Linked DNA regions of Homo sapiens: region 1 is linked to region 2. The links are chromatin loops, found by intact Hi-C in ENCODE. Cell type or tissue: chondrocyte. All regions are shown on one strand. Links, peaks and the distances in the headings refer to the core of each region. The heading gives the core; the rest is flanking DNA. Region 1 has its middle 20 kb from the start of ZNF181. Region 2 has its middle 11 kb from the start of SLC7A10.

Region 1 (16,609 bases), core at 2,807-10,806, 1.5 Mb after region 2:
CAAGCCTGAGCAATGGTGGACGCCCCTCCCCCAGCCTCGCTGCTGCCTTGCAGTTTGATCTCAGACTGCTGTGCTAGCAATGAGCGAGGCTCCATGGGCGTAGGACCCTCTGAGCCAGATGCAGGATATAATCTCCTGGTGTGCCGTTTGTGAAGCCCATTGGAAAAGTGCAGTATTAGGGTGGGAGTGACCCGATTTTCCAGATGCTGTGTGTCACCCCTTTCTTTGACTGGGAAAGGGAATTCCCTGATCCCTTGCACTTCCCGGGTGCGGTGATGCCTTGCCCTGCTTTGGCTCACGCACAGTGCATCACACCCACTGTCTGGCACTCCCCTGTGAGATGAACCTGGTACCTCAGTGGGAAATGCAGAAATCACCCATCTTCTGCATCACTCACGCTGGGAGCTGTAGACTGGGGCTGTTGCTATTTGGCCATCTTGGCTCCACCCATGGAGCTGGGTTTTTTTTAAAAGATTAACAAAATAGATAGACCACTAGCCAGACTAATAAAGAAGAAAAGAGAGAAGAATCAAATAGACACAATAAAAAATGATAAAGGGGACATCACCACTGATCCCACAGAAATACAAACTACCATCAGAGAATACTATAAACACTTCTATGCAAATAAACTAGAAACTCTAGAAAAAATGGATAAATTTTTGGATGCATACACCCTCCCAAGACTAAACCAGGAAGAATTTGAATCCCTGAATAGACCAATAATAAATTCTGAAATTGAGGCAGTAATTAACAGCCTACCGACAGCAACAAAAAAAGCCCAGGACTAGATGGATTCACAGCCAAACTCTACCAGAGATACAAAGAGGAGCTGGTACCATTCCTTCTGAAACTATTCCAAACAATAGAAAAAGAGGGACTTCTCCCTAACTCATTTTATGAGGCCAGCATCATCCTGATTCCAAAATCTGGCAGAGACACACCAGAAAAGAAAATTTCAGGCCAGTATCCCTGATGAACATCGATACGAAAATCCTCAATAAAATACTGGCAAACTGAATCCAGCAGCACATCAAAAAGCTTATCCACCATGATCAAGTTGGCTTCATCCCTGGAATGCAAGGCTGGTTCAACATACACAAATCAATAAATGTAATCCATTACATAAACAGAACCAATGACAAAAACCACATGATTATCTCAATAGATGCAGAAAAGGCCTTTGACAAAATTCATGCTAAAAACTCTCAATAAACTAGGTATTGATGGAACATATCTCAAAATGATAAGAGCGATTTATGACAAACCCACAGCCAAGTTGAAGTTGCTTATCAGCTTAAGGAGTTTTGGGGCTAAGATGATAGGCTTTTCTAAATATACAATCATGTCTTCTGCAAATAGAGACAATTTGACTTCCTCTCTTCCCATTTGAATACCACTTATTTCTTTCTCTTGCCTGATTGCTCTGGCCAGAACATCCAATACTATGTTGACTAGGAGTGGTGAGAGAGGGCATCCTTGTCTTGTGCCGGTTTTCAAAGGTAATGCTTCCAGTTTTTGCCCATTCAGTGTGATACTGGCCCCTAAATCTGTCCCTGGAAGCTGCTGACAGATCACCATAGGGGGCAGAATGGGAGAGAGTGGGGCAAGGATAGGAGGGCCATCTGTTTCCTCCTTCCCACTCTCACCTGTCTGGAAGCACAGCTCTCTGATCACCAGCAAGGCCAGCACAAGCAGTGCCCCCTTCATCGTGTTGTCTACTGGAGTGTTCTGCTCAGGGCAGGGCTTCTGCTGCTTTATAAACAAATGCCCGTGGGCTGGGACCTGGCACATGTGCTTTCCTCACCTGAGAAGTGGTGCCCACAGGAAGCCCCTCCCACTCTGTGGAAACAAAGGGCTAAAGATGTTGATCCAGCTGCTGTTGATTCTGCTGCTGGTGGCTTTGGAGAGAAGCAGTTGTACCTTGGCCAAGGAGCAACTGCAGCTGACCTTTCTAAGTGGCACCATTCAGCCCCAAATGCTCTGTTGTCCCACCCCCAACTGTCACCTCTGCTTTCTGGCCACATTCTTCCCCCACCTTTCCTGGCTCCAAAAGTAGCACTCTCCCAAAATTAGGAGATAAAAACCACAGAAGGTCCAAGGACAGGTTTATGCCACTGTAGGTAGCCAAAATACCATGGAGAACCTTCTTTAGGAAAACAGTTTCTTGGCACAAACAAGATGAGATTGTCTATGAAAATTCTAGCAGAAGGAGGCCTGAGAAAGCTCCGAAGGATCAAATGTGGAACAATCTGAGCAATGAAATAAATCACATAGTATGGGATTATAACCCAGAGTATAAAATAGTATAAAATAACATACGGTTGGCCCTTTGTATGCGTGGGTTTCACATCTGTAGGCTCCACATCTGTTCATTCAACTGAGCATAGATTGAAAATACTTGGGGAGTAGGGGAGGGAATTCCACACAATTTCAAAAAGCAAAACTTGAATATATCCCATACCGAGCGCTATCTTGAATCCATGTGAAGGAAGTTGTATGTGGGCATTGCATTAGGAATTATAAGTAATCTAGGAATGACTTAAAAGTGTACTGGAGGATGTGTGCAGGTTACATGCAAATACTATGCCATTCTATATACGGAACTTGTACACCTGTGGATTTTAGTGTCCATGGGAGGTCCTGGAACCAATTCCCCATAAATCCAAAGGGACAACTACATGTGAGTCTATACTGATAAAAATAAATGATTATGTTCTCACTCATAAGTGGGAGCTAAGCTATGATGATGCAAAGGCATAAGAATGATACAGTGGATACTGGAGACTCAGGGGAAAGGGTGGCAGGGAGGTGAGGGATAAAAGACTATACACTGGGTGCAGTGTACAATGCTTGGGTGATGGGTGCACCAAAATCTCAGAAATCACCACTAAGGAACTTATTCATGTAAACAAACACCACATGTTCCCCAAAAACCTATTGAAATAAGAAAAGAAACAAAAAAAACAGGGAAGAAAAAAAATACAAATAAATGATTGAACAAATAAATAAATGAGAAAGAAAAGACAGATATTCCTTACAGAATAATTCCAAATTATATATATATAGATCCTCCCCTCCCTGCTACTGTTTTCCCCATTTCCTACTTTTTTCTTTTTCTTTTTTAGAGACAGGGTCTTCCTCTGTCACCCAGGCTGGAATGCAATTGCGTGATCATAGCTCACTGCAGTCTCAACCTCCCAGGCTCTCAAGCAATCCTCCTGCCTCAGCCTCCCAAGTAGCTGGGACCACAGTCCACCACACTCTGCTAATTTTGTTATTTTTTAAGAGACAGGGTCTCACTATGTTGCCCAGGCTGGCCTTGAACTCCTGGGCCCAAGGGATCCTCCTGCCTCTGCCTCCCAAAGTGCTGGTATTGTACACTTGAGCCACCACACCTGGCCACCCTACTCTTGTCTTCAGAAACATCTAGCCACCATCAAGCTTACTGCCCTCCCACCTTGAGTATGTGCTGGATGTTTCCCAAGAAAATAGTAGGGAAAGGGAAAAACAGTAGAGAAAGCCAACACAGATGACACTAATCAAGTGATAAGTGATAACCAGTGCCTAGACATTGATGTCACAGGGTCCTGCACTTCCAGGGTGTGTTCCCTAAAATCCTAATCCCAATGTAAATATTATGAGAAAAAATGCCAAACTCAGCTTGGTGGGCATTTGACGATGTCCACCACCTCAACACTACCAAGGCCATAAAAAAGCAAGGCAGGACTAAGACAGTGTCACACACCAGAAGACATGATGAACAGCTGACAGCTGGAGCTCATTGCTTGGCACCTCTCAACCAAGAGCCCTTACCAGACATGAATCCTGTTTTGTACAAGGTTCTAATCAAGGCCAAAAACCTTGCATTCTACCTTTGACTCTGCAGCTTCAGCAAACCTTATTCTGTCACTACTGACTCAGAGAAAAGGTCAGCCAAGAACCTCTAGCCAAAAACTGCCTTATTCTGAACTGACAAAGTACTGAAAACTTTCACTTTATTTAACTAATACAAAGCAATTTAATAAGCAAATATACAGTAAGTATCTGTAAAAGTTCTTGTTCATAGACTCCAGAGGCCAGGCACAGTGACTCATGCCTGATGAGTGTCTCTCCCAGCACTTTGGGAGGCTGAGGTGGGAGGATCGCTTGAGTCCAGAAGTTTGAGATGAGCCTGGGCAAGATGGGGAAACCCCATCTCTACAAAAACTAAAAATAAAAAAGTTAGCCAGGCTTGGTTGTGCACACCTGTGGTCCCTGCGACTTGGGAGGCTAAGATGGATGGCTTGAGCCTGAGAGGTTGAGGCTGCAGTGAGCTCTGATTGCACCACTGCAATCCAGCCTGAGCAACAGGAGACTCTGTCTTAAAAAAATAAGAAACCAAAATAAGTTTTAAAAATATGTAGTTTATAGACTCCAGAGCAATGGGGATGTCCCTTCAATTCATCTAACAGACATTTATAGAGCATCTACTTTGTGTTGGTCCTGGTCTGAGCCCTGAGGATGTAGCAGCACATTGGAGCTCCTCATACATCTATGGGTAGGGGGAGATAATCAGCAAATGGAAAGACACAGGCCTTTTCCTGCCCCACTGTGAGACCTGGCACAGGTATAAAAGGGCCTCAAATGGGGCCTGACGAACTTGCCACTGGCACCATGAAGCTGGCTCCTACTTTCGGGCTGCTCTTCACTGCCGTGCTCCTGATCTCCAGGGCAAGTAGGTGCCAGGCTGTGAATGCCTGGGGATGTGGATGCTGGGGCTTTGATGGCATCCAAGGGCAGTTTTGAGCATACATGGAGGGAAAGGGATGTGTAGGCTCTGATGAGTGTCTCTCAAGGGTCTGTCCACGTGTCATTGTGTTCCAGATTGTGACATCTGCCCAGTTGTGACAAAGGATGTTGATCTCTTCCTGGTGGGAACCCCTGATGAATATGTTGATCATGTGGCACAATACTGAACATCCTCATTAATATTGTCCAATGCTAGAAAGCTGAAGAACTGTTTCAATGGCAAATTGGCAGACGAGGACAAGAGGCATGTGCTCAGTGGGCTGGTGAGTGCAGCTGTGTGTGCCTGCACCTTAGTCTGGGTGGAGGGTCTGCTGGTTCTAGGGCAGTGGGTGGGAGTGCTTATTCTCCTCCCACCAACTTACCATTATGATATGTAATTGAGACTACTGGAAATAGATTTACATGTGAGGTGTGTAGCAACAGTAAAATGTATTTTAATAAAAGGTTATAAGAGGCATAAAAATATAAATTCTTGCCTAGGGTTAAAGAATTGTTTTAAATTAGAAAATATGAAGTTAAAAGTTCAAACAAGTGGTAGAAAGTGTAAAAATAAATCTTGCAAAAATTCTATGTATGAATATATTGACTAAATTCAAAAGGGTATTATATGGTTTTTCTCTAAATTCAGCATTAAAATAAGAGCATGACAAGGTACTCTCCCACCAAGGCCTTTCCCTGGGAATCTGGGAGGAAAAGGAACCTCGTGAATGAGGAGGTAGAGAGGAGGGAGCAGACACCAATGACGCAGGGAAGGGCCAGGAAGGGGGATTCAGCTAGCCCTTGAGCTTGTGGGCTGGCTCTGGCTGTTCAGCTCTGTAGGCTAGCCTGGGAACCTCCAGGACCTCCTGTGTCCATGGCACCACTCAACCTCAATTTTAGACCCTTGGCTCTGACCTCCTGGCCTACAGCCTCTCGAGCACATGAGACTCTCCAAACCATGAGCCCTGGGTCTTTCTAATACAGGATTTATTAAGAAATTATTTTTAGGCAGCTAGAAAGGGTAAAAGTTCTCGGTGGAATTTTCCTTTAATAAAAAGCAGCCCCAAACCATTTCTTCTCCGACAGAAAGCAGCCTGATATATATGAAAACTAGGAGCTTTCATATGTAAATGCCAGCAGCGGTACCTGGAAGCCAGGTACATTGAATATGGTGGTTCCTGCTCTCCTTTTCCTTGTCACCGTGTGTGTAGGAATCATGGTGACCCACCAGGTAGAACCACATTTGCATAATAAAAGAGTAGGGTGGGAAGGCCAGTCTTTTTGCAGGCTATGCAAATGGAACGTCTAGTCAAACCAATCCCCTGGGCCCTATGTAAATCAATCACCACCTCCCTAAGCCTCTGCACAAAATCGATTGCATCCTGCTGCAAACTGGAGACCCTCTCTTGGGCGACCTGCTTTCTCAGCATGAGGAAGCCTTTTCTCTCTCTTCTTCTTCTTTGTCTATTAAACTTTCTGCTCCTAAACCCACTCCTCATGTGTATTCGCGTCCTGAATTTTTTTCGACTGAGACAAAGAAACAGGGTATATACCCCAGTCAACCAAGCTGTTTCATCTGGCGGTTCTCATCCAGGATCAGGATCAGAATGGAAGATAGAAACATCGGACTGGTGAGTATGGAGTGAGCCTCAAATCTGCCCTTTAATCTCAAGGCTGTCTTCAAACCAGTTTTTTTTTTTTTTTCCACAGAGTTCCTAGCCATCACATGAGGCTGGGAGAAGTCCTAGGGCAACTGAGAATTTCTGTCCAGGGCACACCCTGGCATTATTCAAAGGCTTCGGGACTGAACCCAGCCTCCAACAGCCCATCCAAGTGTTGATCATGGATCTCCAGCTATCCTGTCACAAAATTTTCCTTTCTTTTCTATCTGCTGTCACTATGTCTCCTATCCTCTGTGTGTGCAGTGTGCAGGAAATTTTACAGTTCAGGGAAACAGTTCTGTTAGGAAAGATCAGCAAACACCACGTGCAGCAACTCAACAAGCATCTCTATCCTGCCTCTGGCGAGCACATGTTATTTCTAAGCCAACAGCGCCACCTAGTGGAAATATAAATCCTCTTCATGTGGCAAATCGCCGGTGTTTTACAGTAATACTGCAGCTTCTCAATTCTTTCTTTTTGCACCGCTAGAAATCAGCCTCTAAGGTCTTTCTGTGAATGGGAAAGCTCCAACTTCAACAATTAGGAGGAAAATGTCCTTCACAGCCAAATGTTAGCGCCCATACTGTGCCAACAGCAGGAAAAATCACCATTAGGTCCCTACGTTCATTTCTGTCTCCAATGAGAGCAGTACTTAATTAGTAAAGTGATTTTAAGTACAGAGGTTAAACAGAACCATTTTGCTATGGGTAAATATTTTAGCACAGGCCATAATAGCAGGTAATTTAGCACACTGACTCTGTTAAAGAAGGCTTGCCCAAAGGGGACACAGTCTCTCCAGAGATCCATTTCTTCAGGAAGCCAGGCAGATCACACAGATCGATAAGCTAAGGCAGTGTGGGTAAAGCATGGTTAATCCCATAACTTAGTTCATAAGGTTCCATGACTTGGAGGACCACGCCTACAACAATGGGCAGCACAGTTAACACAATGCTGGGACACAGGAACCAAGGAGAGAAAACTGTTGGGGGGATGCTCCCACTGTCTTCCTCTCCACCCTAGGTCACAGTGAAAGGACACCTAGGGAGTAGAAACAGAGGGACAAAAGAACTACAGGGCAAACAAAAATGTTAACAAAATGGCAATAGTAAATGGTAGGAGACTTCCACATGTCACATTTAATAATAGACAGACCATCTAGACAGACAACGTATAACAGACTTAAACAAAATCATAGAACAAATGGATCTACCAGACACACACAGAACTTTCCTCCCAACAGCGGAAGACATTCTCCTCAAGAATACACACTACAGTCTCCAGGATAGAAGACAAGTTAATTCGAAAACAAGTCTTAACAAATTTAAGATCAGAACCATATTCAGTGTCTTTTCTAGCCACGGTGGAATGAAACCAGAAATCAAAACTGGCAAGAAAACAGGGAAGTTTATATATATGTGGAAAAATTCAAAATTTCTTGACACAATTGCTGCACTTCTGATCAAATGGCTCTTGCAGATATTTATAGACTATTTCATCCAACAGCTGCAAAATATTATTTCTTTCCATAAGAACATTTAACAAAGAATGAGTATTTGATAGGAAAACAGGATGACTATAGTTAATAATCATTTAATTGTATATTTTAAAATAACTGAAAAAGTATAATCAGATTATTTGTAACACAAAGAATAAATCCTTCAGGTGACGGATACCCCATTGACTCTTTTTCTTTTTTTTTTTTGACAGAGTCTAGCACTGTTGCCTGGGCTGGAGTGCAATGGTGCAATCTCGGCTCACTGCAACCTCCGCCTCCTGGGTTCAAATGATCTCCTGCCTCAGCCTCCCAAGTAGCTGGGATTAAAAATACAAAAAATAAAAATTTTTGTATTTTTAGTAGAGACGGGGTTTCACTATGTTGGCCAGGCTGGTCTTGAACTCCTAACCTTGTGATCTGCCTGCATTGGCCTCCTGAAGTGCTGGGATTACAAGTGTGAGCCACCACACCCAGCCTCCCGTTGACTCTTATGTGATTATTATACATCGTTTGCCTGCATGAAAATATCACATCAAGTATCATTTCTGACCACAATGAAGTAACACTATAAATCAAATCAATAACAAGATAAATTTTCTAAAATGAACAAATATATAAAAATGAGACAATGAGCAAATAAACAAATTAAGAAGCAAATTAAAAAAATTTTTGAAGCAAGTTAAAATAGAAATGCCACATACCAAAGCCTGTGTGATCCAGCAAACACAATATTAGCAAGAATTTTGATAATAAATATCTTCATCAAAAATGTAGAAAAAGTTCAAATAAAACCTGCACAACATAACAAAATCTATAGGGTACTGAAAAGGCAATAATAACAAGGTAGTTTAGTAGTAACTACCTACATCAAAAAAAAGAGAGAAAGATTTCAAGTAAAACTTAATGCATTTCAAGGAACTAAAAGAGCAAATACAAACCAAACCCAAATTTAGCAGGAGGAAAGATATAATAAAGATCACAGCAGAAATAAATGAAATTGAGACTAAAAAATAGTATAGAAGATTAACAAATGAAGAGTTGGTTTTGTTAAAAGAAAAAAAATCATCAGACCATTAACTAGATTGTGAAAAAAGACCCAAGTAAATAAAACCAGAAATGAAATAGTAGACATCACAACTGATACCACGCAAAAACGAAGTATCATTAGAGATTGCTACCAGTAACTATAAGCTAACAAATTAGAAAACGTACCAGAAATGTGTAAATTATTAGACATATAAAATTTACCAAGATTGAACCAAGAAGAAATAGAACTCCTGAATAGAGCAATTACAAGTAATGAGATTGAACCTGTAATAAAATGTCTCCATCAAAGAAAAAACCCAGGCTCCATTTTCTTCCAGAATTGTACAAAATATTTAAGAACTAATACCAATTCTTCAAAAAGTCCTCCAGAAAATTGAAGGGAATGAAATTCTTCCAAACTCATTCTACAAAACCAGCAATACCCTGATGGCAAAACCAGACAAGGACACACACACATACAGAAAACAACAACAACAACAACAACTATAGGCCAATATCCATCATCCTCAACAAAATTCTAGCAAACCAACCCCAACAGCACAGCAAAATGATCATTCCCCATGATCAAGTGGGAGTTCTCCCAGGAATGCAAGGATGGTTCAAAATACACAAATCAATACATGTGACACATCACATCAACAGAAGGAAGAACAAGAACCATACAATCATGTAAATAGATGCAGAAAAAGCATCTGATAAAATTCAACTGTGCTTCATTATAAAAACTCTTAACAAACTGGGTGTAAAAAGAACGTATGCCAATATAATAAATGAAATATATGGCAAACCCACTGCCAACATCATAGTGAATAAGGAAATATTGAAACGTCATTCTCTAAAATCTGGAACAAGAAAAAAAAGTGGCCACTTTCACCAGTTTTATTCAACATAGTACTGGAAGTCCTAGCCAGAGCAGTTAGGCAACAGAAAGAAATAAAGTGCATCCAGACTGGATAGGAGGATGTCCCAGTCTCTGCTTGCAGATGACATGGTCTTGTATATAGAAAAACCTAAAAGGACCAACAAAAACTCTTAGAACTGATAAAGAAATTCAGTAAAGGCACAGGATACAAAATCAACATATAAAAATCAGTAGCATTCGTACACATCAGCAACAAATTAGTAAAGGAAGAAATTGAGAAGGCAAACTCATGTAAAATAGCTACCAAAATAAGAATAAATTTAACGAAAGAGGTGAAAGACCTCTACCCAAAAAGCTATAAAACGCTGATGAAAGAAAGTGAAGAGGACATCAAAAGTGAAAAGGCATCCCATGTTCATGATTGGAACAATTAATGTTGTGAAAATGAGCATATCACCAAAAGTGATCTGCAGATTCAATGCAATCCCTGTCAAAATATCAATGATATCTTCACAGAGGTAGAAAAAACAATCCTAAAATTGGTAAGAAACCACAAAAGACTCAGAATAACCAAAGCAATCCTCAGAAAAATGAACTAAGTTGGAGGCATAACACTTCTTGAAGTCAAAATAGATTATATAGCTATGGTTAAAACAAAAACAACACAACAACAAACAGTTGGGCATGGTGGCTCATGCCTGTAATCCCAGCTCTTAGGGAGGCAGAGGCGGGAGGATACCTTGAACCCAGGAGTTCGAGACCTGCCTGGGCAACATAGTGAAACCCTGTTTGCCACGAAAAGGAAAACAAAAGAAAAAAAAACAGTATGATACTGTCATAAAAATAGACACATAGTCAATGGAACTAAATAGCACAGAAATAAGTTCACATATTTACCATCAACAGATTTTCAACAAAAGTGCCAAGAACATTTATTGGGGATTGGAGAGTCTTTTCAATAAGTGGTGCTGGGAAAACTGGATATTAATATGCCAAAAATATGAAACCAGACATCCATCTCTAATCATATTTTTCCTTAAATCAACTCAAAATAGCTTAAAGACTTATATGCAAGAGCTGAAACTATAAAACTACTAGAAGAAAATATGCATAAAAATTTTCAGGACATTGGTCTTGGCAAAGATTTTATGGAGAAAACCCAAAAGCACAGACAACAAAAGCAAAAATAGACAAATGGGATTACATTAAACTAAAAAGCTTCAGCACAGCAAAGGAAACAATCAATAGAGAGAAGAGATGACTTGCAGGATGGAAAAAAAAATATTTGCAAACTATTCATCTGACAAGGGATTCATATCCAGAATATATAAGGAACTCAAATAACTCAACATGGAAAAACACACAAATAATCTGATGTACAAATGGCAAATTAGCTGAAGAAATATCTCTCAAAAGATGGCATACAAATGGTCCAGGTATTTTTCCAGTGGTCAGCATCACCAATCATCAGGGAAATGCAAATCAAAACCACAATGAGATTCATCTTACCTCAGTGGGAATGGCTATTATCAAAATTGCAAAAGATAACAGATGCTAGTGAGGAAGCAAGGAAAAGGGAAACCTTGCGTACTGTTGGTGAGGATGTAAATTAGGATAGCCATTATGGAGAATGATATGGAGATTTCTCAAAAAACTAAAAACAGAATTACCACATGGTCGAGCAATACAATTACTGAGTATACATCCAAAAAAAAGAAAGAAAATTAGTATATCAAAGACATATCTGCACTCTTATATTTATTGAAGTACTATTCACAGCCAAGATTTGGAATCAATCTCAGTGTCCATCAACAAGTGAAAGGATGAAGAAAATACAGTATATATATGCAATGAAATACTGTTTAGCCATTAAAAAATCACAAAGTTCTGTTATTTGCATCAACATGGATGAATTTGGAGCCATTGTGTTAAGTGAAATAAGCCAGGCACAGAAAGATAAATGCTGTATGTTCTCATTCATACACGGAAGCTAAAAAAGTTGAACTCATAGAAGGAGAGTGATTACTGATACAAAATGCAACTAACTAGATAGGAGGAATAAGTTCTAGGGTTCTATAGCACTATAGGATGAGTGTAATTAACAATGTATTGTTAAAGTACTGATAATTCTAGTAATGTTGTAGGATACGAAATACACATACAAAAATCAGAGACATTTCTATACACTGATAATGAACTATCCAAAAAGGAAAATAAGAAAACAATTACATTTGCAGTAACAACAAAAAGAATAAAATGCTTCAAAATAAACTTAGCCAAAGAGGTGAAATACTTGCACACTGAAGACTATAAGACATTGGTAAAGAAAATTAAAGAAGACATATATCAGATTCTATGAATCCCAATGGCATTTTTTATAGAAACAGGAAAATAATCTTAAAATGTTTATAGAATCGCAAAGAAGCCCAAAAAGTGAAAACAATCCTGAGTGAGAAGATGAAGCTGGAGGTATCAACCTAAAAAATGAGAGAAAACATTTGTAAACCATATATTTGATAAGGGGTTAATATCCAAACTATATAATTACCTGATACAACTCAACGCAAAAAATAATCCAATTAAAAATGGGCAAAGACCTGTGTAGGCATTTTTCCTAAAAATACATACAAATGGCCAATAGCTGCATGAAAAGATGTTCACCATCACGAATCATCAGGGAAATGCCAATCAAAACCACAAGATGCCATCTCACACACATTAGCACGGCTTCTACCGAAAAGACAAGAAATTATAAGTGTTTGCAAAGATGTAAAGAAATTGAAACCCTTGTGCACTATTGGTAGAAATATAAAATGGTACAGCCTTTATGAAAAACAGAATGGAGCTTTCTCAAAAAATTAAAAATAGGCTGGGTGCATTGGCTCACACCTGTAATCCCAGCATTTTGGGAGGCCGAGGTGGGCAGATCAGCTGAGATCAGGAGTTTGAGACCAGCCTGGCCAACATGGTGAAACTCTGTCTCTACTAAAAATGCAAAAATTAGCCAGGCATGGTGGTGTGTGTCTGTAATCCCAGCTGCTCGGGAGGCTGAGACAGAAGAATCACTTGAACCCGGGAGGCAAAGTTTGCAGTGAGCCAAGATCACACCATTGCACTCCAGCCTGGGCGATAGAACAAGACTCTGTCTCAAAAAAAAAAAAAAAAAAAAATTAAAAATAGAACTACTGTATGATCCAGAAATCCCACTTCTATGTATATATCCAAAAAAAATAAGATCAGTGATTGGCACCCCAAGGTTCATTGTGGCATTATTCACAGTCACCAAGATAGGGAAAGAACCTAAATGTCTGTCAATGGATGAATGGATAAAGAAAATGTGATATATACAAAAGCTATCTATCTATCTGTCTATTATCTATCTATCTATCTATCTATCTATCTATCTATCTATCTATCTATCTATGTATCTATCATCTGTGTTTTACAAAATATACAATGGAATACTATTCAGCCTTTTAAAAAAGAGGGAAATCCTGCTACTTTCAACAACATGGATGAACCTGGAGGACATTAGTGAAATAAGCTAGACGCAGAAAGACAAATCCTGCATGATCTCACTTCTATGTGAAATCTAAAATGATAAAACTCATAGAATCAGAGAGTAGAATTGTAGTTGCCTGGGGCCACAAAGTGGTGGTGGGTGGGATGAGTGAGAAGTTGTCAGTCAAAGGGTACAAAGTTTCAGCTATGCAAGATGCATGAGCTCTGGAGATCTAATGGGCAGCATGGTGACCATGATTAATAATACTGTATTGTATAGAAGAATCCCCTTTATCCTCAGGGGATACATTCTATAACTCTCTGTGAATGCCTGAACCCATGCATAGTACTGAACCTTCTATACAATATACTATGCTTTTTTCCTATGCGTCCATACCTATCATAGAGTTTCGTTTATAAATCCAACTGAGTAAGAAATTAACAGGAACTAATTATAAAATAGAACAATTATACCAATATACTGTAGTAAAATTTACATGAATCTGATCAGTGTCTCTCTCTGAAAATGTCTTATTGTACTGCCTCACCAATGTTTGGACTCTGGTTGACTATGAGTAACTGAAACTGCAGAAAGCAAAACTGTGAAAAAGGGAGGAGCCATCATACTTGAAATTTGCTAAAAATTGTTATCTTAAGTGTCCTCACCAGCAAAAAAAAAAAAAAACAAAAAAAAAAAACCTGTTTTCTACCCCTCAAAAAATTTCTTCTGCTGTTCCTTTGTACTCAAATAATCTCCTCACCCTTAATCATTAGTGGCCACTGGTGTGCTCTTATCCCTATAGCTTTACTTTTTCCAGAATTGCTAATAAGAAAAACCGTGCAATATGTAGCCTTTGAGTCTGGCTGACTTCAATACCTTTTTGTTTTAAAATTCTAAATATAATCAAATCTATGATGAATATATTAATTACCTTGAGTATGGTGGTCACTTCACCCTGTAAATATATATCAAATTATAAAGCCATACATTTTAAATATACACAATTCCTATTTGTCAATTATACCAATAAAGCCAGAGGTAAAAAAGAAATCTTATTATCTAGTTACTATATAAAAATATATTAAATATATTGCCACATAAAAACCTGATTATTTTTTATTTTTTATTTTTTTATCTCTTTTTTTTATTATTATTATACTTTAAGTTTTAGGGTACATGTGCACAACGTGTAGGTTTGTTACATATGTATACATGCGCCATGTTGGTGTGCTGCACCCATTAACTCGTCATTTAGCATTAGGTATATCTCCTAATGCTATCCCTCCCCCCTCCCCCTACCCCACAACAGTCCCCGGTATGTGATGTTCCCCTTCCTGTGTCCATGTGAAGAACCTGATTTTTAAAAAATAAATTGGGTAATCTTATTTCCAGCAATTAAAACATCTGAAAAAATGAGTATTAATAAAGATACTTGATACCTTTAGTATTTTAAGATTATAGGTAGAATTTGTCAATGAGGAAATTATTGAAAGAAGCCAGACTCAAAAAGCTACATAGTACATGATTTCATTGATAAGCAGTTCTGGAAAAAGCAAGGCCATTGGAATGAGGAACAAGCTGGTGGCCACTCAGGATTAAGGGCAAGGAGACCACCTGACTACAAAAGCACAGCACAAGGAGCGTCTGAAGTTAGGAAACATCTCTACTGTTGTAGAAGTGCCTACGACTCCAGACACCCGTACAAAACCTACATAAGACAGAGTTCTCAAAACTCACGGAAATGCACATCAAAAAGAGTGAGTTTGCTGTATGTAAATTTTTTAACATTTGAAACTCAAAAAAAGGTATGAAGTATTCATACTCATAAGACCAATGAACCTGAAAGATTATAAGTTCTGTGAAGGAATCAGATCAAAAACAGTGCATGCTCTATGAGTCCATGTACATGAAGTGCTGGAAAATGCAAGCTAATCTATACTGACAGAAACCAAATCAGTGGTTGCCCAGAGAGAAGGAAGGGGACAAGGAGAGGCAGGAGAGAGGCACTTAAAGAGGCACAAGAAAACTTTCACAAGGGATAAATCTGTTCATATTTTGATTGTGGTGATGATTTTTCTGGTTTTCACAACTGTCAGAAGTTACAAATTGTACATTTTAGATATACATGCTTCTTATATGTCATTTATACTTCATTAAAGCTGTTAAAATAAAAAAATTAAATAAACATATATAAGATTTAAAAATACAATTAGGAAAAACTTAATAGAATAAGGCATGTAATAATGGAGGAATATGCATTTTTAATTGCATGTGGATGATTAATAAAAATGACCACTTATTAGAACATAAAGTAGCTCTCAACAAATTTCAAAGGATTTTAAAATTTCCAGAGGATATAATTTGATCTCAATGCAATTTTCATAGAAATCAATAACAAAAAGTGATTGCAAACTCTTCATATTTATAGAAATTAATGATTCAATTGGCTCACTTTTACTGTCACAAATAACCTGAAAATTCAATAGATTAAAATGACAATCATTGATGATGATGACAATCATTGATCCCTCATGTGCTGTGGGTTGGCTGTGTGATATCCTACCTTGTTTTAACCTGAAATTGACTCTCCCTTAGCTGAGAGAGCCGGACAGACTCCATTTTGGCTCCTTCACTTGCAGCCCCTTACCTAGCCCCCTTTCTTCAAGGACTTAACTTGTGCAAGCTGACTCCCAGCACATCAAAGAATGCAATTACTGATAAGATACTGTGGCAAGCTATATCCGCAGTTCCCAGGAATTCACCCGGTTGATAGTACCCAAAGCCCCCGCGTCTGTGTCCGGTTGATGGTACCCAAAGCCCCTGCGTCTATCACCTCATGATAGATTTAAAGCCCCTGCACCTGGAACTGTTTTTTTTTCCTGTAACCATTTATCCTCTTAACTTTTTTGCCTGTTTTGCTTCTGTAAAATTGCTTCAGCTAGGCTCCCCCTCCCCTTTCCAAACCAAAGTGTAAAAGAAAATCTAGCCCCTTCTTCAGGGCCAAGAGAATTTTGAGCACTAGCTGTCTCTCGGTCGTCAGCAATAAAAGGAGTCCTGAATTAGTCTCAGAGTGTGGCGTTTCTCTACAACTCGCCTGGTTACAACATTTGGAGGCCCCAGTGAGATTTCACCACTGGGTGAGTGCTGGACTCGTTCTGGGCTACCCCCAACAGATGGCGGGCTTATAGGGGAAGCGCAACCTGAAGATGTTCCAGCGCCCTGTAGGCCACTGTCTTCTGGAGGGGAATGGATCGACTGCCAGTGTATGCCCA
Region 2 (16,609 bases), core at 2,829-10,828:
TACCTAAAAATAATTCTAGTGAATGATGTGTACAATTTTTATGCAAGAAACTACAAAACATTTCTGAGAGAAATTGTTAAAGACATAAGCTAATGGAGGGATATACCATGTTCATGGATTGGAATTTAAAATGTTGGTCTCCACATTGATTTATAGAATTGATAAATACATCCAATGTAATTTTGATCAAAGCACCAGACAACTTTGTTGTTGATTACAAGGCTTTTTTGGAGGGATGAAACTCAACAAGCTGATTCTAAAGAGTATGTGAAGAAGAACAAATCTGGAGGACTTATACTACAGTAAGGAAGACAGTGTGGCATTGATGCAAAGATAAACAAATCTACTGGTGGAAGAAAACAGAAATCCAGAAACAGACCCATCCTGGTTTATTATGACAAAGTTGATATTGCAGAACAGTGGAGAAAGGACGGGCTTTTCAATAAGTGGTGGTGGATCTATATATTGAAGAAAAAAACCAAAACCCTTTTAATGTCACCCTTCCATTATACCCTAAAACCAGTCCCAGGTGATGTACATGTGAAATGTACGTGTGAAAGGTGAAACATCAAAGCTGCTAGAAGAAAACTCAGGGGAGAGAATAGATACATTTTCTTAAACAGACATAAGAAACACAGTAAGAAAGTGACAGATTGGACTACATTAAGATTAGAAACTTCTGTCAGTCAAAAGACATGATTAAAGAGGAAAGAGTAAGCCACATATGAGAGAAGTTATTTCCATACATATGGCCGATAAAGGACTTCTATCTAAAAATATAAGCATATGAGTTGTATTGAAAAATATGTATCAAATCAATAGGAAAAAGTTTTAAAATAGGCCGGGCATGGTGGTTCATGCCTGTAACCCCAGCACTTGGGAAGGGCAAGGCAGGTGAATCACTTGAGGTCAGGAGTTCGAGACCAGCCTGGCCAACATGGTGAAACCCTGTCTCTACTAAAAATGCAGAGATTGGCCGGGGGTGGTGGTGAGTGCCTGTGGTCCCAGCTAGTCAGGAGGCCGAGGCAGGAGAATCGCTTGAACCTGCGAGGCGGAGGTTGAAGTGAGCTGAGATCATGCCACTGCACTCTAGCCTGGGCAACAGAGCGAGACTCCATCTCAAAAAAAAAAAAAAAAAAAAAAAAAACAAAGGACTTTAAATAGGTGCTTCCCAAAAGAGGATGTCCAATGACTGTTAAACTCCTGAACAGGCACTCAAACCTCATGGGCCATCAGGGAAATGCAAATTAAAACGAGAATAAGATACCACTGAGTAGCCACCAAAATGGTGAAAATTACACACCCAATGTTGGCAAGGATGTGGAGTTGGTACCACCAGTTTGGAAAACCATTTGGCAGTACCTCCAAATCCAGCATCTCCACTCTGTATTAGATGCCTCTTGGATATCACGCCACCTCCCCAGCCCCTAGCCTCACCTTGGTGTCAAGGCTTTGCCACCTTTCCTCCCACTTCAGGTGCAGGTACAACCTGCCAGCACCCCCCATCACCCTCAGGGATTCTCTGATGCCCCTGAGGAATGAGATAATAAGGGACCAATCTGGCACCCACAAACTTGCAATCAGAAATGCAGGAGAGTTAGCACACTCGGGCCTATCCTTGTGTTACTGAATGGTGCCACACAGTTCCAGGATCTGGGCGACTTGAACAAAGAATTGGAAGAGACATATACAGATAGCAAAAAGTGTATTAAGTGCAGTATTCCACTCTTGGAGAGGAAGAGTGGACTGATCTTTGTGAGATGAGATCGGCATTAGTTTGGTGTACTTTGGGTCTTTCTATATGTTGTTTTTTTCCCCCTCTTCCCAAGGCTGCCTAATCTCTAGCCAGTGTCTATCTTTTTGATTGACAGGTGTGTTGCTTAGTTACTTTGGCCCCCGTGCGCTTGCACCTTGCCTCCATCCCATAATCCTAAGTACATACATGATATGCAGCTCATATGCATGAACCTTAAGTAGCTGATTATCATAACGGGGTTATGTTAAGGATACCTTTTCTCTCCAATGCACATGCCCATCTCTGAAGCGCAGCCCCTTACTGGTTTGGTCAGGATCCTGCCGGCCATGGGATACTGCTCGCTTTTTTTTTTTTTTTTGAGACGGAGTCTCACTCTTGTCATCCAGGCTGGAGTGCGGTAGCGCAATCTCGGTGGCTCACTGCAACCTCTGCCTCCCGGTTCAAGCAATTTTCCTGCCTCAGCCTCCTGAGTAGCTGGTAATTAGAGGCGCCCACCACCACGCCCGGCTAATTTTTGTATTTTTAGTAGACAGTGGGTTTCACCATGTTGGCCAGGCTGGTCTTGAACCCCTGACCTCAGGTAATCCTCCCGCTTCAGCCTCCCAAAGTGCTGGGATTACAGGCATGAGCCACGGCACCCGGCCCTGCTCACTTTTTTATCTTACTTTTGTTTTGGCTGCTGAACCTCTGCTTTTTGTCTGGCTTCTTGCTCACCTGCCCCTTCACCTTGCTTCTTCTGCTCTCTGCTTTTACTTATTCTGCCCTTTATCCAACTTTCAATTCCCTTTGCTACTTTCCTGCCTCATTTTCCCTGTTCTCCTATCTCACTTGGACAATGGCAGATGGATAAATGGCAGATGGGAGTCAGTGGATAAATTCTTCCCTCTACCTCATCCCAGATGGACCCTTATGAATCATATTCCTTATAAAAACCTCTTGGAAGATGTTACTACAAGATTCAGCATCAGCTGCCTTTGGCACCAAGTGGTGGCCAACTCTGAAACTCACCCTCATATTGGCTCTCATGCCATCCCTGTTCACTTCCTTTCCCCCTTACTCTTGCTTCCCTGCAATTGCATCCCCCAGTTAAGTTCTACCTAAGGCCAGGCACCCTGGCTCATGCCTGTAATCCCAGTACCTTGGGAGGTTGATGGGGGAGAATCGTTTGAGGCCAGGAGTTTGAGACCAGCCTGGGGAACATAGTGAGACCCCATCTCTGCAAAGAATTTAAAAATTAGCTGGGCGTGGTAGTGCATGCTTGTAGTCCCAGCTGCTCAGGAGGCTGAGGTAGGAGGATCCTTTGAGCCCAGAAGTTTGAGGCTGCAGTGATGAGCTATGATGGTACCACTGTAGTCCAGCCTGGATGACAGAGCCAGATCCTATCTCTAAAAACACAAAACGAAACAGAAGTACCTTCTAAGCTTTTGCCCCAGGCACTGCTTTCTGGAGAGGACGAACTAAGATACACCCCTAGGTATGTCTCCAACAGAAATAAATATATAAATGTACTAAAAGGCATTTACGATATCATTCATAGCAGTCTTCCTAGTAGCCCCAAACTGGAAACAACCCAGATAGCCATTAACAGTAGAATGGATGAACATGTTTAGAGTACATGTAAATTCCGGAGTTCTGTGCTACAAAGGAAATGAACAAATTACTACTATGTTGCAACATGGTGAATCTCATAAACAATGTTGAGCAACAGAAGCTGGACACAAGATTACATTTTGGGATGATTCCATTAATTTTTTTTAAGAGACGGAGACTCTGTCGCCCAGGCTGGAGTGCAATGGCACCATCGTAGTTCACTGCAGCCTCCAACATCTGGGCTCAAGTGATCCTCCCATCTCAGCCTCCTGAGCAGCTACAGCTACAGGCATGCACCCCCACGCCTGACTAATTTTTAAAATTTTTTTGTAGAGACAGGGTCTGGCTCTGTTGCCCAGGCTGGTCTTGAATTCTTGGGCTCAAGAGATCCAGTTCTGGGATGATTGCATTTATAGTTCTAGAATAGGCAAAATGAATGCTGATGTTAGAAGTCAAGATAGAGGTTTATCCTTACCTTCTTGGGGGTAGGAACTGGGCAGCAATTTGGGGATAGGAACTGAGGAGGGGCCCTGGAGTGCAGATCATGTCTGACTTATTGATCGGGGTGCTGGTTTCACGAGTATGTTCAGTTTATGAAAATTCATTAAGGGGAACACTAGATGATTGGTGCATGTTTGTGTGTGTAGGTTACACTCTGACAAACATGGGACATTACACATGGCCTGGGCAGGGTCCTGGGAGGGTCAGGATCTGCATGCTGGGAGGGGGTCTGCGGCCTGCTCTGACTCCCTCGTGGGTGTTAAACTCACTCAGCACTCCTACGCCACTTCCATTCTCTTTGACACTCCCACGTCCAGCCCAGGTATCTCCTCAGGCAGCCCCAGTCTTTCCTTGGTTTCTACCATCCTGACCCCAAACCACTCCCTCTCCAAGCTGCAAGCACCTGCTAGTTTATGGCCTCCTTTCTGCTTCTGTCTCATGGATTCTCAGCCCTGGACATTGTTTCTGTCGTGCTTGCCTCCTTCTCTCTCCCCACCTTCTCTGGCCTTGCCCTGCATTTCCTGCCTCCTCTCTGCACCCTCCCTGGACCTCCCCAACAACAACCATGTTCAACCCTTGCACTGGTGGGCCAAGGGCGCAAACACACATGCAAGCCCCTCACCCGGGAGGCCTACATATTTCCAAGTTAGAGATGAAACTGCACCCACGATGCAGCCCTCATTCACACCCGGCCCTGCAGCCCGCCCCTGGGGCGTGGTCTCCCCTGGTTCTCATGGCCGTCATCCACTGGGGTGGGAGCTAAGACAGTGCCCGAGAACCCTGGGTGTGAGCACGCTCCTGACTGGGGGCTGGCCTGGGCACCCTTTCGCCACCTCGCTTTTCCAACCTGGCATTTCCAGGGCATTCTAATCTCCTCCCCAAAATCTCACCAAGGAGCAGGACAGGGAAGGAGCGCAGACAGGTACCAGGACACCAGGCTGCCCAGACACACACACACACAACCACACACAACTACGTACAACCACACACAACCACACACTCACACACATGCACAGCCATACACTTACACACCCACATGCATGACCACATACACACTCTCACACACTCACATGCACCCAACCACACACTCATATCTCACACACTGTCTTACACGAACAACCACACACTCGCTCTCACATGCACACAACCACACACTATCACACACACGTGCAACCGCATACTCTCACACACTCACACGTACACAACCACACACACATGCACAACCACACATTCTCACTGACATGCACACACCCACACACTCATACCTCACACACTCTCACACGCTGACATGCACAACCACACATACATAATCACAGACACAGTCTCACACACTCACATGCACACAATTACATACAACCACACACACAACCACACACTCACACACCTGCACAACCACATTCACTCACATACCCAGATGCATGACCACATATACACTCACTGTCACACACATGCACACAACCACACACTACATACAACCACATACAACCCCACACACTCCTAAACACTCATGCTCACAACCACACACTCAACCACACACACAACCATATGCACTCAACCACACAGAACCACCTACACGGCCACTCATATTCACTCTCACACAGTGACATACACACAACCACACACAACTACACACTCACAACCACACACACAACTGCATACTCACACACTCTCACACACTCATACACACAACCACACACACAACCGCACATTCACAACTACACACAACCATACAGAACCTCTCACACCACCACACATTTGCAATCACACACAACCACTCACACACTCATCCACACACGCACTCAACACTCAGCCCCACATCTTTGGGCCTGTGGGGTCTTTTTTTCGCATCTGTCCTCTCCGACAACTCACTGTTGTTCAGTTATCAACCTTTAAAACACTCTTACGAGACTGAAATTAAAAAAAAAATTCTTTGCATTTGCTGCTGGTGACGTCCTGGCTCTCCAGGGCACGGGGTCCACAGCAGAGACCCCCTTGCCCAGGTCTAAGGTTGGCCTGGCCTGCATAGCTGGTGGGGCTTCTAGAATGACCACAGGGTGTTGTTCCCTGTAATTTTCAGGCTGTGACATCCCACCCAGCCCCAACCCATCCCTCCTGTGAGTGGGGTCGGGATCCCAGTTGCCACGCCCAGAGCTCCGACCACCCCACCTGGGCCTTTCACCACCTCCCCACTCCCCCGTGCACTGCACCCCCACCCTGTCCTGGGGGCTGAAACAGCTCCTCCCCAACCCAGGGCTGCTGCTCCGAGGTACAAATGGAACCCTCCCTGTCTCGGATCCTCTTCTTTCAGCGCAGCCACAGGCTGTGAATGACCCCACAGGCAGGTGTCAGGAGGGAGATCATTTAATTCATGGTCCAAACTGAGACAGGTTTGCAAGTGAAAGGAGGCACTATTTATAATCACAGCAGAGTACAACTGACAGATATAAACCAGGACGTCCCAGCAAACTGGATGGATGGTCACTCTCTTTCAAGCCAATAACTCCGACTCTGTGTGCCCAAATACAGCAGGCATTGGTCACACCTTGCCTGCTCCTGCTGCCTCCTTGGCCGTAACTTGTCACACCTTGCCTGCTCCTGCTGCCTCCTTGGCCGTACCTTGTCACACCTTCATGCTTGTCCCTCATGAGTCAGGCCAGGCATCACCTTGGCCAGGAAGCCTCCTGGTCCCCAGAATGGAAGACGTGCCCATTCTGTGTCCACATTGCCACCTCCCCAGGCTCAAAGGCAGAGACCTGGCCTTGCCCCCAGCACATCACAGGTTCTCCATGGAGGTTCCAAGTGTCTGCCTCACGAGCTGCGAGATGCAGGTTCTGGTCCCGGCTCTGCCATTGACTTACAGACTGGACATGGAGCGTCTCAGTTTTTCCCTGTGAGGTGGAGAGGAAAAGGGCAGCATGTGATCCCTCGCTGCCCACAGCTGTTGGACGGGCAGTTTGCCTGAACTCGCCTTTCTTGCTCCCCAGGTCCTGGGGTCCTAAAAGGGGCATGGAGGAGGGGGTGACCTGTCAGGGAGGCCAGGTTTCTTGTATCTTCCTATTATCCCATGTCCTCCCCTGAAGCCACTGCATTCACGGCCCTGTGCAGCCCAGTAGGGAACACGAGAAGGTAGGGCTTGGACTTCTGATCTGGAACCGGGATCTCCTCTCCTTCCAGGGGTTCCCAGCCCTGCATCCTGTGGGGCCAGCCTCCGGGACCAGGGTACCCTCTCCGTGGGACCTTTACCCATATCCTTCCATTTAAGGACACCCGCCATTCCAAAACGTGCCACCAGAGGGCAGCCTCCGCGTTGGTCCTTGAGACCAGGTGCCTGAGCTGGACCTAGTGGCCTGACTCTCCCGATGTCAGAGTCCGGGCCTCTGCTGGATCTTGTATTAGAGGGCTGGGGAGAACAGGCTAGGATTCCTGGGCTTCTCCGGGGACCACTAGAGTCAGCTGGGAGCCAGGGAAGTCCTTCCTGAGAGCGGCTCAGGCTCTTTTCTGCTGTAGCCCGAGAGAAGAGATGCAGGGGAGGCCCCAGGGACTGTGGGTGCTGGCCTGGGTCAGGACATTCATAGTGAAACCAGAGAGATCTTGCAGTGAGATTCATTTCGTGCAGCGCACCTGCCTCGGGGCAGGGCTGGGAGGCACGGGGAGGCGATAGAGCCCATGTGGTGGCGGTGGCTGCGGGAGGGACCGGCGCTTATCTGATGGGCCTGGCCTTTCTCACAGCTCGGTGGAGCCGCCCTGCCAGGCCCATCTTGGCCGGTGGGTCGGGGCTCCGCAGGCCCCGTGGGCTCAGCCTCCCCACCTGCCTGGTGGGCAGGGAGGCCTTGAGCCTGGGAAAGGCGCGGGCGGCCACTGCTGGAGGGGAGCGGGCACCGTGGGGCTGCGCGCTGCGGCGGGCTCCCCCCACAGGCTCCAAGACACGTCAAAACCGGGTACAAAAAATTGGGGCAATCTACGTGTTTACTTCTAACAAATGAATGCTTGTAACGTAAAAACAAGACTTTGCACACCACCGGGGCTGTTCGGATCCGAGAACGCATGGGTTCACGGGACCCTGTGGGTGGAGGCCCAGCTGGATGTGGCCCCTGGGTGGCGGCATCCTCAGCTCTGCCGGTGGCTGGGGGACTGTGCGTGGAAGGTCGGTGAGGGACCCCAGAAAAAAGTCTAACAGCCAAAGGCGGAGGTTGCAGTGAGCTGAGATTGTACCACTGCACTGTAGCCCTGACGACAGAGGGAGACTCCATCTCAAAAGAAAAACAACATTTTTGGTTTTGTTTTTTTTTTTGCTCATTAGCTATCGTTAGTGTTAGTGTATTTTATGTGTGGCCCAAGACAATTCTTCTTCCAATGTGGTCCAGGGAAGCCAGAAGATTAGGCCCCCTTGGTCTAAGGCAAAGCAGTCTCAGGGTCAGAAGACCTCCACCCCAGCTCGGGCCTGGGTGACCCTCCCTGCAGAGTGCCTCTCTGAGAGCAGGGTACCAGCCACTTGCAGGGGACTGAGCTATCTGCTGGAGGAGGGTTCAAAACTGGCCCCCAGTCCTGTGCTTATGTGAGTCACCAGTGGGCTACCCAGCGCCACCACTCAGGCCCTGCAGACGGATGTCTGTGGAAGCACTTTCACAGCGACATGTCACAGGGATGGAGAACTGTGGATGAGGACTCTCCAGGCTGACCAGCCGGCTCTGCCCTGACCATGGGTTGGGACCCCAATCAACCTAGCTGGGGCTGGGCCCTGCCAGAAGGGGCGCACTAGCCTGGCCTGACCATGGGATGGAAATGGGACATTGTCTGGGGGAGAGGGGAGTGGGGCCAGCCCTATGTTATCTCCCCTTTTCAAAGAAGGAAAAACCCGGCACAGAGAGAGGGAATCATCGGCCCAAGGCCTCACATCTGGTAAGCGGGGAGCTGGAGTAACCAGACCCTGAATCCTGGGGGTCTGGTAACCGTGATCCTGGGAGGCTTGGCCACGTGGTCCTGGGGCTTCCTGGCCCCCTCCTGGCCTGAGGCACTCATCCCAGCCCCGTTGATTTGATGGGCAGAGACCCAGACCTGCCAATGGCTGGGTGTGGCCAGCCTCGTGAACTGAGCGGGGCCCGGTGGCTTCTGCCCAGAGCTGCCTTTGATCTCAAAAGTAGGCTACCCCCATAGGTGAGACCCGATGTGGGCGCTGCTGTGCTAACCCCATGCCCCAGGACCACTGAAACCTCTCTTGAGCCTCCCTGGACCAAACTACCTGGTTGCTCTCAGTCCCTTCCACAGCCCCTCGTCCTCCACCTGCCCCTGCAGTGCCCTGGGGCTCCCTCCAGCGCTCCCATCTCCTCACTTTTTGGTTTTTTTTTTTGAGATAGAGTCTCACTGTCTTGCCCAGGCGGGAGTGCAGTGGTGGGATTTTGGCTCACTGCAACCTCCGCCTCCCGGGTTCAAGCGATTCTCCTGCCTCAGCCTCCTGAGTAGCTGGGATTACAGGCATGCAGAACCACGCCTGGCTAATTTTTGTATTTTTAGTACAGATGGGGTTTCACCATGTTGGCCAGGCTGGTCTCGAACTACTGACCTCAAATGATCCTCCCCGCCTCGGCCTCCCAAAGTGCTGGGATTATAGGCATGAGCCACTGTGCCTGGCCTCCCTCACTCTTGACACTTTATGGGCCTGCCATCTTCACTCCTTGCTGCCCACACCCAGATGTTCCTCCTGGCCTCAGACCTTTGCACCCGGCCTCGCTCAAGCTGAGGGTCCAGACATTGATCTTCCTTCACTCCCAGGTCTCACCTCCCTTCCCTTAGCCATGGGACATCCTCCTTCTGCAGACAAGAACCCTGGGGTGGTCCTCCCTATCCCCTGCCCCCCGTGAGCATCTAAACCTGGTTCATCTAACCAGACTCCTTCTCCTGCTGTAAAGAATCTTATTGTATCTCCTTACCACCCCAAAGTAAAATTCATAGATCATAGAATCCCAGCCAGACTTTCAAAATCCATCTAATGTCGTAGCTTTAAAATAAGGAAGAAATAGGCCAGGCACAGTGGCTCATGCTGTAGTCCCAGCACTTTGGGAGGCTGAGGAGGATCACACGAGGCCAGGAGTTCAAGGCTGCGGTGAGCCACGACTGCGCCACTGCACTCCAGCTGGGGTGACAGAGCAAGACCCTGTCTCTAAAAACAATAAATAAATAAAATAAGGAAGAAATAAAAGGAAAGTAATTTATAATTTCATTATGTATATTCAACTGGAAAGAGGCCTGGGTGTGACCTACAGTGGACTCAGATGTGGGTTGCACAGAATGGCAGAGGCTGTCACTGCTGCAGACACAGACGGGAGCAGGGTTACCCTCAGGGCTCAGGTGCCTGCTGGGGCCACCCTGTGATCTTGGGGATGTGTTTCTCCAAAATGGCAAATGCTTCTTGGTAAATTTCCAAACAAAACAAAGCTCCATCTCCCCTCAGCTTTCATGCTCATTGCATCCCTAGAAATTGTGCATCTGGAAAAGACGCCGAACAGAAGTAGTCATTCCCGATAGGGTCATTACCGATAGGGTTTATTAGCAATCCTACATCAGAGTTCCTCATGCCCCGCGCTGTGGATATGTTGAGCAGAATAACTGCTGTGCAGTGGGGTATGCTCGGCAGCAGCCCTGGCCTCTACCCTCTAAATGCCAGCAGTACCCCTAGGTCATGACAATCAGAAGTGGCTCCAGACACTGAGAAATGTCCCCTGAGGGGCAAAATTGTTCCCAGTTGGCGCCCCATCCCCACCTCCTGCCCACACAGAACTCCCTCCTCTCTTGTGTGGGGTGCGGGGCAACTTGCCACCAGGCGGGATGCCCCTCACACAGCAGGTCCCTGCCACCCCATGACTACAGCACCCCATTACTGCAGCCAGTGAACCCCCTCACACTTCTAAACTACCCCAGGGGAGAAGCAAAACCACTGTTGTGGGCCTCTGACCTCCCTGATTCTCTAATCTGGGTGGGTGTGGGGGCAGTGATGCCAAGAAGCTCCTTCCCTTCCCAGCACACACTGCAAGATCTGCGGTCCTCATTTCTCCCAGGCCTGGCTACTCTGTAACAGCTGCATCCTTACTGGCCCTGTGGGGACATGGGACGTGTCCCTGCCGTGGCTCCCAGCGGCCCCGGTGTGCTGGGCCTTTCTGCCTCCCTTAATTCCACCTTCCCTGTTCCAGCTGCTTGGAATGTCCTCAGTGCTTTTCCTCTGCAGTTACCCTGGAATTCCAGGGGAGTGCTTGGGTTGGTGGAACCTTCTTAGCCCAGGTATCCTCCTCCTCCAGGGAGCCCTCCGGAAATGTCCCTCCCTTGATAGGCTGGGGCCAGCACTCCCTCCCCGGCTTCTTTAGCCCATGGGAGGCAGCATCCACTCATTGTGTTCCTCCTTCCCTGCCTCCTGCTCCCCCATACCATCCCTTAACCCAGCCAGAGTCATTCCTCTTTGTAGCATCCCAGTCCTGGCCCAGAGTCTGGCTCCTAAAAGGCACTATAAATATTGGTGGCAAAGTTGAGGCTGTGACACTCAGTTCAATTTTTTTTTTTTTTTTTTAAAGAGACAAGGTCTTACTTACTCTGTCACCCAGGCTGGAGTGCAGTGGTGCAGTCATAGCTCACTGCAGCCTCAAACCTCTGGGCTCTAGCAATCTTCCGGCTCAGCATCCTGAGTAGCTGGGGTTACAGGTGTGAACCACCGTGCCTAGCTAATTAAAAAGAAAAAAAGTTTTTTTGTAGAGACAGGGTCTCACCATGTTGCCCAGGCTGGTCTTGAACTTCTGGCCTCAAGCAACTGTCCCGCCTCAGCCTCCCAAAGTGTTGGGATTACGAGTGTGAACTTCAATTCAATTCAATTGGCCCTTCAATTCTGTGTTCATTCACTGAAGATTCCAATGCCCCTCCCCCATCTAAAGTGGGGCAGACCAGAGGGAGGAGCAGTGGAGGCGGGGTGGACAGGGTCCCAGCGCTGGAGGAGACCCATCTGTGAGCCACCTGGAATCTCATCTGCCTGCCCAAGGCTTCTGCCCCTTCTACAGGAATGGGAGTCCCTTCAGGTGGACATAGGAGTTTCTCCATCTGAAAGTGCCCACCAGGGAAGAACTGCGCCAATCCCGATGGGCACTGGGGCTGAGGGAGGGCACTGGGGATGCAAGGACCCTCTAACTCCACCCATAGAACCCTTTTAGGGGCCCAGGCCTCCAGGCCAGCTCCCTGGCACACACCACTTGTGGAGTATGAACTTCCAGCCCCTAAGCCTCCGGGCTTTGAGCACAGCCTGGGCAGCAGCTGCAGGCACACTGGGGTGCCCACTCACTCTTCATCCTGCCCATGCCTGCCCATCTCTAGCCAAGGTCCATACCATGCACACAGGTGAGTGCTGTGGGGAAGAGCACACAGAGGCTGCAGCTGGCCCCCCGGGCAGGTCCTCAGCCCACTAGGCCCCTAGCCCAACCCTGGCTGAGACCCCAGCCTGCCCTGTGGGTGCCCGGCTTCTGTGACACCTCCGTTGCATAAGCGGGGACTAGAGGTCAGGTGAAGGCTGCAGGGGAGGGGGCTCTCTAGTGGATGAGGCCACCTCCCAGCTGGCAGGGCTGAGTGCATGGCAGTGAGGGACGCCTGGGTCCTGGGAAGGCACAGGAGGTAGAGACCCCGAGGCCCTGCCAGCTTCCCCGCGCAAGCCTGGGAAGCAAAGTGCCCACATCTTCTGTTTCTGTCAGTTCCTGCCAAGTCCCAGTGCCTACAACTGGGAAATGGGGCAAGTCACCTTCTCCTTCCTCTCTTGGTGGCTCTGGAAGGAAAAAGCCAGTGGTGTCACCTGAAGGCAGCCCCTTTAGGCAGGCTGGGTCTGGGGTCTCAGATGCCTGGTGCTGCCCGGTGCTGCTGGCCACGTGTGCCCCCGTGCCTTGGTTGGCAGGGTTCTGGGCAGCCCCGCCTACAGGCCTTTCCCCCCGTTCTTCGGGCTCCCCTGTGTGATGCAGGCGGCCTGGCCCTGGCCCGGAAGGGAGGCCGCTCTTGGCTGATGCTCACATGCCCACTCCTGGGCCTGGCCTGGCTCCTGGGCCCTCTCCCATGCCCATGTCCTCGAGGGCCACCAGGAGACGGGCCCTGGTTGGGGCAGACGTCGCCTTGGGGCTGGTCCCTCCTGGGCTTCTGGCTGGGTTGGTGACCTCCTTCCCCACTGGGTTCTGGCTGGGTGTTCACCTGGGGCTCCTGGCTCTGTCCCAGGTTGGCTTTCACAGCAGCAACCGTGAGGCCTGGCTGGGAGGAGGTGGGTGGAAAGTCCAAGGCTCCTCCTCTAGGCCTCCCTCCCCGGGGGGACTAGCTGATCACGGGGGGTGCTCCTGGGCAGGCACTCCTGGGGGTGAGGGGTGGTTGGGGGGTGCATGTGGTCCGGTAGGGCACTGGAGAAGACCCTCTGCCCAGAGGGCCCCAGGACACCCCTTCCCATAGGCCCACACGGCTCTGTGGCCGTGTGCGTGGGAGGGAGGGAGGGATGAGTGTCACAGCGGGTGTGAGTGCGCCTGTGGGTGAGGCCCGGAGAGCCGGCACGGGGGCGGGGGACCGTGAGAACCAGTCTGTGGGTGGAGACCTAGGGCAGGGGTGCCCTTCCTTTCTGGGATGTCCCAGGCCAAGGAGTTTGGGGGCTTGGGGGCCCACAGTGCAAGAGGAAATCCTGGCCACTAGGTGTCACCCGGAGCCCATGGGACAGAAGCAGGTCCCCCCCACCGCCCCCGGGGAGGGGTCGGAGCCCCTTACCTCCCAGGTATGCCCACTCCCGCAGCTGGGGGGAATCCCTGGTCTGTCACGGTGTCTGAGGGTCCACTCGCAGTGGGGAGCTGGTGGCACGGCGTTGCCCTGTGCAGGAGGCCATATGCTCTATGGAAGCACCCCGTCCCCACCTCCTGCCCATACAGACCCAGACTGAGGACGGAGCCAGTGACAGGTGGGGATGCAGCATCCCTCCCAGCCCACCCAGCCCCTCTGATGCCCGGGTGCCTGCGGCAGGGGCCCCCTCGTGCCAGCCCCTCCAAGGGAGCAGCTTGGACCTATGCCTGCCGTGCTTGCCGGCCTCAGGATGGAGGAGGGAAGGGTCCTCGTTCACAACCACCCCCCATCCCCCTTAGGTCCAGCTCAGCAAATTAGGGTCCCAAAGCCCTGCCCAGACCACTGGGGGCCTTTTGCAGCCTTTCAGAGCTGGTCCCCACCCTCCTGCTGTGCATCCACTCATCCAAAGCACAGCAAGGACCTACTGTGTGCTGGGAGGGCCCTGCCCGGCGGAGCTCACGTGTGATGGGATGTCAGCCGCCAAATATAGAAACCAGAAAATTTGTTTTTATTCATTTATTTATGAGACAGAGTCTTGCTCTGTTGCCCAGGCTGGAGTGCGGTGGCACTATCTGGGCTCACTGCAACCTCCGCCTCCTGGGTTCAAGTGATTCTCCTGCCTCAGCCTCTTGAGTAGCTGGGACTACAGGCATGTGCCACCATGACCTGCTAATTTTTGTAGTTTTAGTAGAGACAGGGTTTCACCATGTTGGTCAGGCTGGTCTCAAACTCTGACCTCAAGTGATCCATCTGCCTCAGCCTCCCAATACAGGCATGAGCCACCGTGCCCGGCTAACACTTATATTTTTTGTACAGGGTTTCACCATACTGGCCAGGATGGTCTCGAACTCCAGACCTCAGGTGATCGCCCGCCTTGGCCTCCCAAAGTGCTGGGATTACAGGTGTGAGCCACTGTGCCTGGCCTAAACCAGAGAATTTGTAATGGAGACAGTGACACACAGGAAAACATCATGGAGGAACTGGAAGGGCCGTGGGTGAGGTGGCAGCTTTGGTGGGGCTTGGGGGAGGGGAGCACCCCCAGGGAGGGACTTGTGAGAAAGTGAGGAAGAGCATCAGTGAGGTGAGCACCCCAGGGAAAGGCATTAGGGCAGCTGGAACAGTCCGTGCTAAGGCCCCAAGGCAGGAACGAGCCAAACCTGTCAGTGAAACACCAGGACCTGTGTGGACTGGGGCGGTGATGCAGGTGGGAGGTGGGAGGAAACAGAGGGTCTTGGACCGTGTTGCCTTCTCCCCAGGCCCTCAGGGACCATCCCTGCCACAGTGGAGCCTTTTGGCTGGCACATGAGGCTGTCCTAGCCGAGGCTGGTCCTGGCTGGTGAGGAGAAGATGCCATGGCTCAGGGGGTCAAACGGGATCCAACCCTCACATCCCTGTAGGCTGAGGAGCAGATACAATCCCAAGAGAGGCTGGGTAAGGTAGCTCTCGCCTGTAATCCCAGCACCTGGGGAAGCCAGTGTGGGAGGATTTCTTGAGTCCAGCCTGGGCAACGTAGCACGACCCTGTCTCAACAGGTGGAAAGAAAAACAAGAAAACCCCCCCAAATACTTAGCCAGGCATGGTGGTGTGTGCCTGTAGTCCCAGTTACTCAGGAGGCTGAGGTGGGAGGATCGCTTGAGCCCAGGAGTTTGAGGCTGCAGTGAGCTGTGATCATACCACTGCACGCTAGTGACAGAGTGAGACCCTGCTTAAAAAAAAAAATCATGGAGGGGCCCTTTCCTCACTGGCTGAGCGGTCCCCAAGGCAGGGCATGGCTGGTCTGTCCCAGCTGCCAGGCTCCTAGACAGGGTCTTCTTGGCTGGGGGGCAAGGTTGGCTGAGGTAGGGCAGAGGGAAGGGCGGCAGAGGTCCTGTCCCAGCACCCCTCTGCTGCTCAGCTCTTTGCAGTATCTGCACACCCCAGAGTAAAACCAAAGACCTTGCCACAGCAGTGACCCTACACGCAGCCCCAGAAGCTCGTTCACCTCATCAACTCTCCCTGTCACCCAGCTGGCACCACCACACTACTCCTTAAGTAGGGACGCTCCTGCCCCAGGGCTTTTGTGCTGGTGGCACCTCTGCCTGGAATGCCCTTTCCCCAAAACCCTCAGAGCTCCTCACCCCTTCACCCCACTGCAGGACTCTGCCAAATGCCACCTTCCCAGGAAGCTTTCTCTGCCCGTTCCATTGAAAAGCACATTCCCCACCTCAGCACTTTCTTTCCTTTCCTTTTCTTTTCTTTTTTCCTCCCTCCCTCTTTCTTTCTCTCTCTTTCTTTCTCTTTCTTTCTTTCTTTCTTTCTTTCTTTCTTTCTTTCTTTCTTTCTTTCTTTCTTTCTTTCTTTCTTTCTTTCTTTCCTCTCTTTCTTTTCTTTCTTTCTTTCTCTCTCCTTCCTTCCTTCCCTCCTTCTCTTTCTTTCTTTTCTCTGTTTCTCTCTTTCTGTCTTTCTCTCTTTCTTTCTTTTTTATTTTTTAGAGAAAGTCTCACTCTCTCATCCAGGCTGGAGTGCAGTGGTGCCATCAGAGCTCACTGCAGTCTCAAACTCCTGGGCTCAAGCAATCTTCCCGCCTCAGCCTCCTGAGTAGCTAGGATCACAGGTGAGCACCACCATGGCTGACTAACATTTCTTAAGATTTTTTTTTCTTTTTTGTAGAGACAGGGTCTCACTATGTTGCCCAGGCTGGACTCGGACTCCTGGCCTCAAAGGATCCTCCCACCTTGGCCTCCAATAGTGCTGGGATTACAGGTGTGAGTCACTGCGCCCGGCCAACCACCTTGGTATTTTCTATCCTCTTTGCCCTGCTTCTCCCCTGACCACCATGTGAACTTCTAGATCTTTTACTTGTTTATTTTTATGGCCCATCTCTCCCACTACCCACACTAGGCTGCAAGCTGAATGGTCTGTTTTGTTTACCAAGGCATCCACACCACCTAGCACAGT

The links. Peaks named below come from ENCODE experiments on the same cell type or tissue, not always from the same donor. Only the 100,000 strongest peaks of a DNase experiment are listed, where the experiment ranks them.
Region 1: it touches region 2 in a loop (11-fold over the local background); 2 of 110 quality-filtered maps call a loop at or near these places.

What each region holds. Positions count from the first base shown.
Region 1 is chr19:34,706,046-34,722,654 of GRCh38, forward strand. It overlaps the pseudogene SCGB2B1P and the pseudogene SCGB1B1P. Among named protein-coding and RNA genes, the nearest start is that of ZNF181, 20 kb to the right of the region's middle. In chondrocyte, for the core only: CTCF peaks have their summits at 6,829 (motif pointing left) and 7,029; no DNase peak of the experiment used is centred there.
Region 2 is chr19:33,228,293-33,244,901 of GRCh38, forward strand. No RefSeq gene overlaps it. Among named protein-coding and RNA genes, the nearest start is that of SLC7A10, 11 kb to the left of the region's middle. RefSeq lists silencers at 4,491-4,658, 13,325-13,424, enhancers at 5,795-5,964, 6,902-7,051 and a cis regulatory region at 5,880. In chondrocyte, for the core only: a CTCF peak has its summit at 7,130 (motif pointing right); DNase peaks (open chromatin) are centred at 7,100 and 8,945.